Regions from separate parts of the Homo sapiens genome. Here region 1 is linked to region 2. A link is a contact called in ENCODE Hi-C or POLR2A ChIA-PET data. All regions are on one chromosome and are shown on one strand. The core of a region is the stretch at or near the end of the contact, and the rest is flanking DNA. Distances in the headings are between cores, read along the strand shown.

Region 1 (7,290 bases), core at 2,554-5,053, 660 kb after region 2:
TTTATTTATTTTGAGATGGGAGTCTTGCTCTGTCACCCAGGCTGGAGTGCAGTGGCATGGTCTCAGCTCCCTGAAACCTCTGCTTCCCAGGTTCAAGCAATTCTCCTGCCTCAGCCTCCCAAGTAGCTGGGATTAAAGGTACACACCATCATGCCTGGCTAAGTTTTGTAGTTTCAGTAGAGCTGGGTTTTCCCCATATCGGCAAGGCTGGTCTTGAACTCCTGACCTCAGGTGATCTGCCTGCCTTGGCCTCCCAAAGTGCTAGGATTACAGGCGTGAGCCACTGCGCCTGGCCTCAAGTATCATTTTAGAGACAGGGTCTCACTCTGTTGCCCAGGCTAGAGTACAGTGGCCCAATCATAGTTCACTGCAACCTTAAACTCTTGGGCTCAACCCATCCTCCCACCTCAGCCTCCTGAGTAGCAGTGACTACAGGTGGGCACTGCCATGCCCGGCTAATTTTTTATTTTTATTTTTGTAGAGATGAGGTCTTGCTATGTTGCCCAGGCTGGTCTCAAACTTCTGGCCACAAGCAATCCTCTCACCTTGGCCTCCCAAAGTGCTAGCATTAGAAGTGTGAGCCACTGTGCTTGGCCCAAGTATTATTTAGGAAATACATTCCATAAGGCTATAGCTGTCATAGACAGTGATTCCTCTGATGGATCTGGACAAAGTAAATTTAAAACCCTCTGGAAAACATTCACCACACTAGATGCCATTAGGAATATCTGTGAGCCAGGCATGTTGGCTCATGTCTGCAATTCCAGCACTTTGGGAGGCTGAGGCAGGAGGATGGCTTGAGGCCAGGAGTTTGAGACCAGCTTAAGCAACATAGTGAGACCCTGCCTCCATTAAAAAAAAAAGCGCTCTCTCTCCCCCCTCCCCCTCCCTCTCCCTCTCCCCACGGTCTCCCTCTCCCTCTCCCCACGGTCTCCCTCTCCCTCTCTTTCCACAGTCTCCCTCTGATGCCGAGCAGAAGCTGGACTGTACTGCCGCTATCTCGGCTCACTGCAACCTCCCTGCCTGATTCTCCTGCCTCAGCCTGCCGAGTGCCTGGGATTGCAGGCGCGCGCCGCCACGCCTGACTGGTTTTCATATTTTTTTTGGTGGAGACGGGGTTTCGCTGTGTTGGCCGGGCTGGTCTCCAGCTCCTAACCGTGAGTTATCTGCCAGCCTCGGCCTCCCGAGGTACCGGGAATGCAGACGGAGTCTCATTCACTCAGTGCTCAATGTTGCCCAGGCTGGAGTGCAGTGGCGTGATCTCGGCTGGCTACAACCTCCACCTCCCAGCCGCCTGCCTTGGCCTCCCAAAGTGCCGAGATTGCAGCCTCTGCCTGGCCGCCATCCCGTCTAGGAAGTGAGGAGCGTCTCTGCCCGGCCGCCCATCGTCTGAGATGTGGGGAGCGCCTCTGCCCCGCCGCCCCGTCTGGGAGATGAGGAGCGTCTCTGCCCGGCCGCCCCGTCTGAGAAGTGAGGAGCCCCTCCGCCCAGCAGCCGCCCCGTCTGAGAAGTGAGGAGCCCCTCCGCCCGGCAGCTGCCCTGTCTGGGAAGTGAGGAGCGTCTCCGCCTGGCAGCTGCCCCGTCCGGGAGGTGGGGGGCAGCCCCCGCCCGGCTAGCTGCCCCGTCCAGGAGGTGGGGGGGGGCGCCTCCGCCCGGCCAGCTGCCCTGTCCTGGAGGTGGGGGGCGCCTCTGTCCGGCCGCCCCTTCTGGGAAGTGATGAGCCCCTCTGCCCGGCCGCCACCCCATCTGGGAGGTGTACCCAACAGCTCATTGAGAACGGGCCATGATGACGATGGTGGTTTTGTCGAATAGAAAAGGGGGAAATGTGGGGAAAAGATAGAGAAATCAGATTGTTGCTGTGTCTGTGTAGAAAGAAGTAGACATAGGAGACTCCATTTTGTTCTGTACTAAGAAAAATTCTTCTGCCTTGGAATGCTGTTAATATATGACCTTACCCCCAACCCCCTGCTCTCTGAAACATGTGCTGTGTCCGCTGAGGGTTAAATGGATTAAGGGCGGTGCAAGTGCTTTGTTAAACAGATGCTTGATGGCAGCATGCTCGTTAAGAGTCATCACCACTCCCTAATCTCAAGTACCCAGGGACACAAACACTGCGGAAGGCCGCAGGGTCCTCTGCCTAGGAAAACCAGAGACCTTTGTTCACTTGTTTATCTGCTGACCTTCCCTCCACTATTGTCTTATGACCCTGCCAAATCCCCTTCTGCGAGAAACACCCAAGAATGATCAATAAAAATAAATAAATAAATAAATAAAAAACTGTGATTCATGGGATTCATGGGAGGAGGACAACGTATATCAACATTAACAGAAGTTTGGAAGAAGCTGATTCCAACCTTCACGGATGGACCTTCAAGACATCAGTGGAGGAAGTAACTGCAGATGTGATGGAAACAGCAAGTGAATTAGAATTAGAAGTGGAGCCTGGCCAGGTGCAGTGGCTCACACCTATAATCCCAGCACTTTGGGAGGCCAAGGCAAGCGCATCACCTGAGGCCAGGAGTTCAAGACCAGCCTGGGCCAGGTAGCAAGACTCTGTTAATTAATTACTAAAGATTGTGAAATGCAAACCTACATCTCTTAGTTTTTAAAAATAGGAAAATTAATTCTTGACGTTGAGGGATATGGGGCTTCTTACTGAGATTAAGTGGGATAACCATAATTGTCATTTGTTTAGCTTTTCTTCTTCAAGCACTGTACACACCTATGTAAAGGCGGATACCAACACCATGCCTGACAAACATAATAAAATAAAGATGCAGAAGTAACCTGCCCAACATCCCTCTGCTAAAAGCATTCAAACCCAGGTCCGTATAATTATAAAGGTTATGTTCTTCCCACTGCTTCCTTAAAAGATTTATTGGAGGACTACCCTAGGCAAAGCACTTGCCCTAAGCACTCTAAATTAATTATTCAACTCTCTCAACAGTACTTTAGTATTGGTATTGTCCCTGTTGTACAAATAAAGAAGTTGAGGCTCGGCCGGGGTGGTGGCTCACGCCTGTAATCCCGGCTCTTCGGAAGGCCAAGGCGGACGGATCACGAGGTCAGGAGATCGAGACCATCCTTGCCAACATGGTGAAACCCCGTCTCTACTAAAAATACGAACAAAAAAATTGGCTGGGCGTGGTTGCGCGCGCCTGTAGTCCCAGCTACTCGGGAGGCTGAGGCAGGAGAATCGCTTTAACCCGGGAGGCGGAGGTTGCAGTGAACCGAGATTGTGCCACTGCACTCCAGCCTGGTGACAGAGCGAGACTCCGTCCCCCCCCCAAAAAAAAGTTGAGGCTCAAAAAAGTTAGGTAACTTGTCCAAGGTCATGCAGCCCTAGAATAATAAGGGAAAACAGTGTGTCCCAAAATGGCATTATTTGTCCGTGGGGCAGGTATGTTTGAATTTCCATCCATCCATCTATCTATCTGAGACTGGGGTCTCGCTATGCTGCTTGGACTGTTCTCGAACTCCTGGGCTCAGGCCATCCTCCTGGGATCTACCGGCGCGCAGAGACTACGGGCGCGCAGGGACTACCGAGGCGCGCAACCGTGCCCGGCTCCCCACCTCTTCAAGAAATGGAGATTGCAATGCTTGTGCCAACTAGTAAGCTTACACAGTTGTGAGCGAATACTCCACGTGAGAGGTTATAAATGACGTTGCACTAAGGGAGGGATGGATCCTTAACGCAAGTCAGGCCACAAAAGCGTACCAAAACGCAACTGTGCGTCTGCACCAGCGCGCCTGCGTGCAAAGGCCAGCCGAAGCAGAGAGCAGTGCACATGCGTGCAGCTACCAGCATATGGGCGTGGCGAATAGCGCCGGCTAGGTCTTCCAACCTCTAGGTGGGGTGCCAGCCGGGGCGGGCCCAGCACCCCGGCCGGGCAGTACTTTTTTTTTTTTTGCATACACCAGTTCTCAGGATATCGGAATCCGGTGCACAGCAGCTTCTTCAGGTTTGAGGTTCCGGATGCCTGGGGGCGGAGAAACGGGAGGGGAAAAACAGATGGCAAGGTGGGTGACCAGCGTCCAGAAATCCACTGGGGAAACCTCCTCCCGTTTTTACCCTTGGTACCGCGAGAATGGGCGGGGTCTGGCTTCGGGGCGGAAGCGACGGGCGGTCCCGGTTCCAGGGCGGGGCTGGAGACAGGGAGACCCGGCTGGGAAGTGCAGGCAAAGCCGGCTGTTACCCTGCACAGCCGTCACCCTCAACTTTCCCTTCAGGTGAGGCGTCCATGGAACGACTTCTGGCCCAGCTGTGCGGCAGCAGCGCAGCGTGGCCGCTCCCGCTGTGGGAGGGGGACACCACAGGCCACTGCTTCACCCAGCTGGTGCTCAGCGCCCTGCCCCACGCGCTCCTCGCCGTGCTCAGTGCCTGTTACTTGGGCACCCCGAGGTGGGTAGAGACGGGCGCAAGGCATCTGTCCATGTGTGCCTGCAGATCTCACCCGCGGCCTACATCTTCCGGCAGTGTCACCAGAATAGCGAGGTCTCTGGAGTAGGGCAGAAGTAGAATAAAATCTAAGCATTGCTACTTAGCAGCAATGTGGCTGTTCTTGGGCAAGTACCTGCCTTCTCTGAGTCTCATTGTTGGGAGGTTTAAATGAGATAATGAATTTAAGCATATAGTGCAGCGCCTGGCATGTTTTTAAAGGTCCGATGAGTATCAGAAATCATCAGAATTGTCCATTTTCAGCTACCCGGACTCAGCTGTCATGAATTGGAGGCAGAATTGGGGGAACAACGTTTTTAGCCAAAAGCGATGATGTGTTTAAGTTGTAGGCTCAGTTTCTCACCACTGCAACCCATGAAACCTTAGTGTTTCCAGATTAAGAAAAGCATACCTAGGCTCAGCTGAAGAGGAAGCAGTAGATAGACAAGAAGAGCAAAATCAAACATTAAGCCTTCCCCAATTAAGGGCTATAAGGTGTGGATGCTAAACTCAACTTGATTTTGTATTTAGTTCTTGTATGGCTAGAGATGACTAAAGTTAGTCTCATTCTGGCTGCCGAGAAGATAGGAGGACGGTGTGGTCTCTGCCTTTGGGAGTTCCTAGTCTGATGGGGGGAAGTGTCTCTATCCAAGAGGTCTTTCTTGCTTTCTCATTAGACTGAGTTCCCAAAAGACTGTGCCAATTTTTAATAGCTGCTCTTCTGAGAAGGCTGTCTATGCTAGGTGATTAAACCCTTCTAGACTTTTGTCTCTGTGTAAGAAACAAATCAGGATTCCTCCCAGACCAAGCGGATACACAGCTTCTCCTATCCAAGGAAGGGATTCATCCGCCCCCTGGGAAAGCAAGAAAGACCATCATGTGATCAATAGAAATTGTGCTTCACTTCACTTATCAGCCTTGTGTGTGTTGCTGAGAAGGGTTAGAGAGATCGAGAATCTAAGACAGGAAAGGGCCTCAGAAGGCTTTAACTTGAGACTCACTGCTCACCATACTGGTGAGGAAAGTGAGATTCAGAGAGGAAAAGAGACTTGAAGGGGTGATGAGGCTGGTTGATGGCCAACTTGGGGCCAGTTTATGCCTCCAAGGGCCCAGTGTTCTTTCTTGGGTCCCCACATCTTAGGAAATATATATATTTTTTTCTTTTCCTTCTTTCTTTTCTTTCTTTCTTTTCTTTCTTGTGTGTGTGTGTGTGTGTGTGTGTGTGTGTGTGTGTGGCGGGGGGGAGGGGGGATTGTTATTGTTGTTTTGTTTTTTGAGGCAGCGTCTCCCTCTGTTGCCCAGGCTGAAGTACAGTGGTGCAATCACAGTTCACTGCAGCCTCAACCTCCTGGGCTCCAGCAACCTCTCACCTCAGCCTTTTGATTTGCTGGGGCCACAAGTGCATGCCACCACACCTGGCTAATTTTTTTAAAAATTATTTTTAATAGGCCGGGTGCAGTGGCTCAAGCCTGTAATGCCAGCACTGTAGGAGGCCAGGAGTTCGAGACCAGCCTGCCAACGTGGCAGAATGCCATCTCTACTAAAAATACAAAAAATTGGCCGGGCCCAGTGGCTCATGCCTGTAATCCCAGCACTTTGGGAGGCTGAGACAGGCAGATCACTGGAGGTCAGGAGTTTGAAACCAGCCTGGTCAACATGGTGAAACCCCATCTTGAATCGCTTGAACCCAGGAGGCAGAGGTTGTGGTGCGCCAAGATTGCACCACTGCACTCCAGCCTGGACGACAAAGCGAGACTCTGTCTCAAAAAGAAAAAATTATTTTTAGTAGAGACAAGGCCTTGCTTTGTTGTCCAGGCTGGTCTTGAACTCTTGGGCTCAAGCAATCCTTCTGCCTCAGCCTCCTAAAGTTCTGGGTTTACAAATGTGAGCCACCATGCCCAGCCAGAAATAGAAAAAAATTTTTTTTTTCTTTGAGACAGGGTCTTACTCTGTCACCCAGGCTGGAGAGCAGTGGCACGATCTCGGCCCACTGCAACCTCCACCTCTTGGGTTCAAGCGATTCTCCTGCCTTAGCCTCCAGAGTAGCTGAGACTACAGGCATGTGCCACCATGCCTGGCCAGTTTTCGTATTTTTACTAGAGATGGAGTTTCACTGTGTTACACAGGCTGGTCTTGAACTCCTGGCCTCAAGTGATCCACCTGCCTCTGCCTCCCAAAGTGCTGGGATTACAGGCTTGAGCCACCATGCCCAGCCCAGAAATAGAATTCTTAAAGGCTGATTTTTTATTCCCATCTAAATCCCTACAAATAACTGTCATCAGGTGGACTTTTAAGAAAACCCCCAGCTACTCGGGAGGCTGAGGCAGGGGAATCGCTTGAACCTGGGAGGCGGAGGTTGCAGCGAGCTGAGATCACGCCATTGCGCTCCAGCCTGGCGACAGAGCAAGACTCTGCATTTTAGCTTACAAGTAAACTTTTTTAGTAACCTAGCCGTGCCACAAAGGGTGTAACAGACTCAGTCCTCTTTTTGTATGAACTTTCAAGACATCCTGATACTCACTGCTGCAGATACGTTTTCCTGTATTTGATTCTTTTTTTTTTTTTTGGACAGAGTCTCTCTTTGTCACCCAGGCTGGAGTACAGTGGCACGATCTCAGCTCACTGCAACCTCCGCCTCCCAGGTTCAAGCGATTCTCGTGCCTCAGTGTCCCAAAGTAGCTGGGATTACAGGTGTGTGCCACCATTCCCTGCTAATTTTTGTATTTTTATTAGAGACCGGGTTTTACCATGTTGGCCAGGCTGGTCTCAAACTGCTGATCTCAAGTGATCTGCCTGCTTCAGCCTCCCAAAGTGCTGGGATTACGGGCATAAGCCACTGTGACCAGCCCCTG
Region 2 (7,075 bases), core at 1,724-4,223:
ACAAACCAGTGTTTTCAGCTGGGTGCGGTGGCTCACACCTGTAATTTCAGCACTTTGGGAGGCTAAGGCAAGCGGATCACTTGAGGTCAGGAGTTCAAGACCAGCCTGGCTGACATGGTGAAACCCCATCTCTACTAAAAATGTAAAAATTAGCTGGGCATGGTGGCATGTGCCTGTAATCCCAGGTACTTGGGAGGCTAAGGCAAGAGAATCACTTCAACCCGGGAGGTGGAGGTTGCAGTGAGCCAAGATTACACCACTGCACTCCAGCCTGAGCAACAGAGTGAGACTCTGTCTCAGAAAAAAACAAAAAACAAACAAAAAAAACGAGCGTTTTCAAAATGCAGGTACCAAGCCAGTGAGGTCATGAAATGCATTTAGTGCATTAAAAAAAAAAAAAAAAGACAAAAGAAAATAGCATATTAAATGTCTGCCAAGGCTGGGCACAGTGGCTCACACCTGTAATCCCAGCACTTTGGGAGGCCGAGGCGGGCAGATCACCTGAGGTCAGGAGTTCAAGACCAGCCTGGCCAACATGGTGAAACCCTGTCTCTACTAAAAATACAAAAATTAGCCGGGTGTGGTGGCACGCGCCTGTAGTCCCAGCTACTCGGGAGGCTGAGGCAGGAGAATCACTTGAACCTGGGAGGCAGAGGTTGCAGTGAGCCAAGATCATGCCACTGTACTCCAGCCTGGGCGACAGAGCAAGACTTTGTTTCCGAAAAAAAAAAAACAAAAATGTCTGTCGGGCACAGTGGCCCACACCTGTAATCCCAGCACTTTGGGAGGCGGAGGTGGGTGGGAGGATTGCTTGAGCCTAGGAGTTCAAGACCAGCCTAGGCAACATGGCGTAACCTCGTCTCCACAAAAATAAAAAAAATTAGCCAGGTGTGGTGGCACGTGCCTGTAGTCCCAGCTACTCCAGAGGCTGAGGTTGGAGGATCACCTGAGCCTGGGAAGTTGAGGCTGCAGTGAGCCATGATTGCACCTGGGCAGCAGAGTAAGACTCTGTCTTAAAAAAAAAAAAAAGAGTTTTGTGTTGCATATATAGATTTATATTATGTAACTGTATTCTATATATACACATACACGACTTGAGAGATAGGTTGTATTCTTTTTATAGGTTATGGGGTCTTTTGTTTGTTTGTTTTTTTGAGACGGAGTCTTGCTTTGTCACCCAGGCTGGAATGCAGTGGTGCGATCTCAGCTCACTTGCAAGCTCTGCCTCCCGGGTTCATGCCATTCTCCTGCCTCAGCCTCCCGAGTAACTGGTACTACAGGCGTGTGCCACCACGCCTGGCTAAGTTTTTGTATTTTTAGTAGAGACGGGATTTTACCGTATTAGCCAGGATGGTCTTGATCTCCTGACCTTGTGATCCACCCGCCTCAACCTCCCAAAGTGCTGGGATTACAGGCATGAGCGACCACGCCCGGCCTAGGTTATGTTTTAAAAATGTTAGAAAAACGTTTTGTGAATAAATGATGCCTTGCACTTTATGGGGCTCAGAAGTGTTTGTTGAATTGGATAAAGAGCTGTCTTTGTGTCATTACAACGCTGTAGCAATAAGGAACTATGCATGCTGAGCCAACTCCTGTGAAATGTCTTGTCAAGTGAGAACCTATTTGTGCTGCAGAGACTTTTCCCTTCTGTAGTTGGTAATAATAATGAAAGTTTGCTTTTACAAAGTAACTATTACAAAGTTGCATTATTATTGCTAAACAGTGAAAGAGGCTGATTTGGAGGACGGAATAATGGCAGGAAACATTTAGGAATGTGAATGCGTAACAGGGCTATGTTGCCAGGGATTTGTAGCTCTGACAATTGGGAGTTCTCTCTGGGAGAGATCCCAGTGGTCCATGACATGTAGTAATTTGAAATTTGCTGAGGCGCAAATTCAAGTACATCCTAGGAGGCTTGTGGGGAGGGAGACAGTCATTGAGCTAGTGAGCAAGCCACGCCCCCTGCTCCATGTATGTGTTTAAACATGGCATGCATGCTATTTTTTTCTGTTCTTTGTCTTCACAGAGTAATTCCCTTCAGGTAATAGAAACTCTTTTCATCTGAAGAATGATGATGAAGTGAAAGGTGAAGCTTGAGTGAAATGTGTGTTGCAAACATAAGCCAAGGAAAATATAGGCTCTTGATAAAGGTGTGAGTTCCCCAGAAAGCCAGAGCCACTGTAGGACTTCATGTATCGTACAAGTGGGCGATTCCTGGTGCTCTCTTGTTGGTAGCTCTACAGGCTGTCAGGGATCAAGGCAATATTATTTGCTGCTTTTTTTTTAAGAACCTGTAGGGGTGAGCATTGATTTGAGGCAATATATAATGATTGATTATATAGCCTGTGGAAGATAGAAACTTAGTGTGTAGAAATCGTTTAAAAAGAGGAAAAACTATATTGTATATGTGGGGATTTGTTTGTTTGCTACTAATTCCAGTGCTTTTTGTTTTTGTTTTCTATTTATTTCTTTTGAGACCAGGTTATAAGACTGGCTAATTTTTGTATTTCTGGTAGAGACAGGATTTTGCCCAGGCTGGTCTCGAACTCCTGGGCTCAAGCTATCCATCCACCTTAGCTTCCCAAAGTGCTGGGAATGCAGATGTGAGCCACCATGCCCAGCCTTCCGGTACTTTTTCATCAATTGCTTTAGGAGTGACTTTGTAAAGTTCTCTGATATTATCTGAGTAGTCAAGTTCTTTAGGATTGTGTCATCAGTCTCAAGTTTGCCCAGAGCTGGGGCTTTTCCACAAATCTTGGGGGTAAGAGAGAGAGATGAAGAGTTGGAGCCAGGACAAGGATCGTCAGTGGGAAAATCAGGACCAGATTCTGCTTCTACCTTCATGTGTAGATGCTGACTCTTTTGAAAGAACTACAATAAAGTCACCTGTGGATTGACCCACATGCCTTAGCTCTGAAACACGCAAACTGGCTAACTGGGGAATCCACTCCCATGCCATTCTCTAATATTTGTTCATCTAAACTTAGCATCCTGTAATGTGCTTGTGAGTCATAATTGCAATTGTAGAAAGAGAAAGAGGCCTGGCACAGTGGGTCACGCCTGTAATAGCACTTTGGGAGGCCGAGCGGGTGGATCACTTGAGGTTAGCAGTTTGAGACCAGCCTGGCCAACATGGTGAAACCCCATCTCTGCTAAAAATACAAAAATTAGCTGGGTGTGGTGGTGAGCACCAGTAATCCGAGCTACTCGGGAGTCTGAAACAGAAGAATTGATTGTGCCGGGTGCCGTGGCTCACACCTGTAATCCCAGCACTTTGGGAGGCCAAGGCGGGCGGATCATGAGGTCAGGAGATCGAGACCATCCTGGCTAACACAGTGAAACCTCGTCTCTACTAAAAATACAAAAAATTAGCCGGGCGTGGTGGCAGGCGTCTGTAGTCCCAGCTACTCGCGAGGCTGAGGCAGGAGAATGGCGTGAACCCGGAAGGCGGAGCTTGCAGTGAGCTGAGATGGCGCCACTGTACTCCAGCCTGGGCAACAGAGTGAGACTCCATCTCAAAAAAAAAAAAAAAAGAAGAAGAATAGATTGAACCTGGGAGGCAGAGGTTGTAGTGAGCCAAGATTGTGCCACTGCACTCCAGCCTGGGCGACAGAGTTAAGCCTCTGTCTCAAAGAAAGAAAGAGAAAGAAAAGAGGAGAGAGGAATGTCAACTTAATTAATTGTTTAAAAAGAGGAAAAACTGTGTTGTATGTGTGTGGATTTGTCTGTTTGCTTATTAATTCCAGTGCTTTTTTTTGTTTTCTATTTATGTCATTTAATTATTAATTAATGTCATTTAATTTTAAATGAGAAATTATGCCTCATGTAAAAGTTTTTTTGTAAAAGGCTAGGCTGAGATTCATTCATTGCCTCACCATGGATGCCACCATGAGTCTAACTCTGCTGTCTCAGCTCTGCAAACACAGATGATAGATGGGCATCTCATCTGAACATCATTAGGTCCAGGGAACACTTGTCCATGCCACCCTGACTGACTTTAATCCAGTGGGTGTTTGTTGAGTGTCTGCTACCTGCAACACCAGCCAGGTGGCTTGATATGGTAAAGACGCAAGAAATGTTAGCTTAACATATTGATGCAAGCTACTGTAGTTGGCCCTGGGGAGAAGGGAAGTATAAAAATGAACAAAGTGTAGTCTTCATCTCCTTGAGGCTTACAATCCAGGGACAGACAGGACAAGTAATTATTAGTCAAGCTGACCATACTGTGTGTTATCAAGGAGGAAGGAAGTTCTATGGAAGTACAGAGGAAACAGGAGGGTGGGAAAAGTGGGAAGGCAGGGGAGGTGTCCATAGGAAAGGAACACCAGGCAACAGGAAGAACACAGGCAGAGCTGGGTGGACACCAATTGAGAAACTTGGGAATAACACCGCATGGCAAGAGTGGAGAGTGGTCTGGAGCAGCATGGAGGAGGCGTGGTGGAAGATGGGGCTGGAGATGCCAGTCATTCTGAGGGTGCTTGGGGACCTGTCAGATGGTTTAGAGCAGGGAGTGAGGCATCAGATTTGTGTTTTAGAAGAAGGTGAAGAGAATGGATTGGAGTAGGGGAAGTGCCATTGGGAGGCTATTGTAATGTTTCACTGGATAAATGACAGGGCTTGACTGAGAGCAGTGGAAATGAAATTGAGGTTACTCAAGAATGATTTGTCTTCGAAAGCCAATCTGTGAATTTATAATGGGCATGAACTTACCAACCACTGGAATGATTAGGTCAGCTGGCCGGAACACTACTTTTAAAAGTGAAGTCCATTAATAATCAAAAGATTACTGGCTGAAAGTGAAGTGAAGGCAAAAGGAGTTGGATGGTCTGAGAGGACCTTTTACCCCATCGATAGTAGTTTTTACATAGCAGTAATACTAAAGCTTAATCTTTGGTGGGTTGTTGTTCTCTCTGGAGAGATACTTGGCCTGCCACAAAAGGAGGAGCTGCTTCTCTGGCCAGCACTGGACAGAAGCTGGCCAGCATATTCCAGGATCTTTGGTTTGCAAGAAAGTGAGCTTGCTCAGATTAGCAGGTAGAATGAGGAATAATCGTAAGGAAAGGAAATATTCCAACTCCAAAGCTAGAAAGCCAGCCAGGCCTCAGGGGACTCAGATATCAATCAGGCACTTTCTCCTCCCTTCTCCCCTCCATGCCCAGTGAGAATCTGCTTTCTTCCCCTCTACCCCAATCACTGGTCCTTCTGAGGCCGTGCACTTACATGGGCCCCATTACCACTTCTCCAAAATGGTGGCATTGCCCCCTAGGCTTTCTAGCCTTGTAGTCTGCTCCTCACAGCTGACCCAGTCTCTGTGTCCCAAGTGCTAATACCCAGAAGAGAGGATCCTAATGGCCCAGGTTGGGTCAGATGTCGTTCTCTAAGCAGGCTAAAGATGTGATGTGACAGATGCTTTGAGAAAAAACAAAATAGTAGTAAAGAATGGGTAACTCTAATATATTTTAAACGTTTCTGGACTTCATGTTAACCCAGTGTATTGGTTGTCTATGACTATATAACAAGGCACCCTAAAATGTAGCAGCTTAAAACAGCAAGCATTTATTACGTCACAGTTCTGTGGGTCAGGAATGCAAGAAGAGCTTAGTTGAGTGTTTTTGTCTCAGGGTCTCTCATGAGTTTATAGTTAAGCTGGCCCCTGGGGCTGCAGTACTGTGAAGGGTAGGCTGGGGATGATCTGTTTCCAAGCTCACCCGTGAGGCGGTCTGGCTACCAGCAGGATGCCTAAGCTATTAGCTATTGGCTGGAGACTTCAGTTCCTCACCACATGGGTCTGTCCATAGACTCTCTGAGTGTCCTCATGACATGGCAGCCAGCTTCTCCCAGAGTGAGCGATCCAGAGAGCACCCAAGATGGGAAGCTTCTGCCCTATCCTATTGGTCACCCAAACCAACCCTGGTACACAGTAGGAGGGAGGATGCACAAAGGTGAGAATACCAGGAGGTGAGGCTTGCTAGGGGCCATCTTGGAAGTTAGTTACCATATCTGGTCAAGAAACATTCCTTTAGTGCCTACTGTGTGCCAAGTGCCGGGACTGGGAGCTACATGACACAGAGTCTGTCCTAGAGCATCAAGCTCACTGTCTGGGCTGGAGAAGCCTCACACAAACACAATACCATGTGTGCTCGGAGCCCTCACCTCTGCCCACCGACCTTCCATACTGCTACCACATTTATCCTCATGGAATTCAAATCTGTTCATAGCATTCTCTTATTGTGTCCTGTTTGTCTAGAATTTTTTTTGTTCAAAAACTTAAAGATCACCACCACAGTAAGAAATACACTTATATTACAAACAAGTACATACATACACAGACACATTTATAACTGAAACAGATTTCCCAAGTTTACACCCTTACTGCTTGTATGTATTCTGGTATCTTCTGATCTAGGTTCTTTCATTTTTTATAAAAGCTGGTCACAGTCTCATGACTTGCACAGCCTACTGCATTGTGACCTGCAGTGTGGAAAGCAGCGGCCTACGGATCATCCACACCCTTCCATGATCTGCAAAGCCCCTCATCATCTGCCTGTCCCCCTCATTTATATTTAAGGACTTTGCCAAATACACTCTCTTAGGTTCCTCTACCAGGAGCTCTCTTCTGCCTTTCCCCATGTGATTTGGAGAACTCTTAGTCATTCTTTAAAACCCAGCTTTAAAGTATCTCCTGTTCTTCCCTCTCTTAGTTTTTTGTTTTCTTTTGTTTTTTAAGACAGGGTCTTGCTCTGTCACCCAGGCTGGAGTGCAGAGGCGTGATCTCGGCTCACTGCAACCTTCGCCTCTCGGGTTCAAGCGATCCTCATGCCTCAGCTTCCCGAGTAGCTGGGATTACAGGCACGTGCCACCATGCCCGGCTAATTTTATTATTATTATTATTTTTTTTTTTTTTTTTTTGAGACGGAGCCTTGCTCATATTGCCCAGACTGGAGTGCAGTGGCGCAATCTCAGCTCACTGCAACCTCCACCTCCCAGGTTCAAGCGATTCTTCTCCCTCAGCCTCCAGAGTAGCTGGGATTACAGGCACCTGCCACCATACCCAGCTAATTTTTTGTATTTTTAG

What was found. Hi-C counts contacts between places; a loop is a spot of excess contacts on that map. ChIA-PET counts read pairs that join two places held with the same protein, here RNA polymerase II (POLR2A). Pooled maps may share reads with other maps.
Region 1: POLR2A ChIA-PET joins it to region 2 with 19 read pairs in OCI-LY7. The contact joins the promoter of ABCC10 here to the enhancer-like site in region 2. A Hi-C loop is called at or near these places in 7 of 50 pooled maps. POLR2A ChIA-PET finds 5 or more read pairs at or near these places in 3 of 52 experiments (OCI-LY7, SK-N-SH and WTC11).

The regions. Positions count from the first base shown.
Region 1 is chr6:43,423,738-43,431,027 of GRCh38, forward strand. It overlaps ABCC10 (ATP binding cassette subfamily C member 10), which reads left to right and starts at 3,804. Exons shown (of 22, transcript NM_001198934.2): 1 at 3,804-4,020; 2 at 4,231-4,402. The coding sequence starts at 4,242. LOC105375065 (a long non-coding RNA gene) reads left to right here. Exons shown (of 6, transcript XR_007059585.1): 6 at 956-2,277. RefSeq lists enhancers at 1,758-2,279, 4,381-4,450.
Region 2 is chr6:42,763,523-42,770,597 of GRCh38, forward strand. It overlaps a transcript of BICRAL not described here. Among named protein-coding and RNA genes, the nearest start is that of BICRAL, 15 kb to the right of the region's middle. Within about 2 kb of position 2,974, at least 6 of the 41 ENCODE cell types and tissues checked have a DNase peak (open chromatin) inside an H3K27ac peak, as active enhancers do.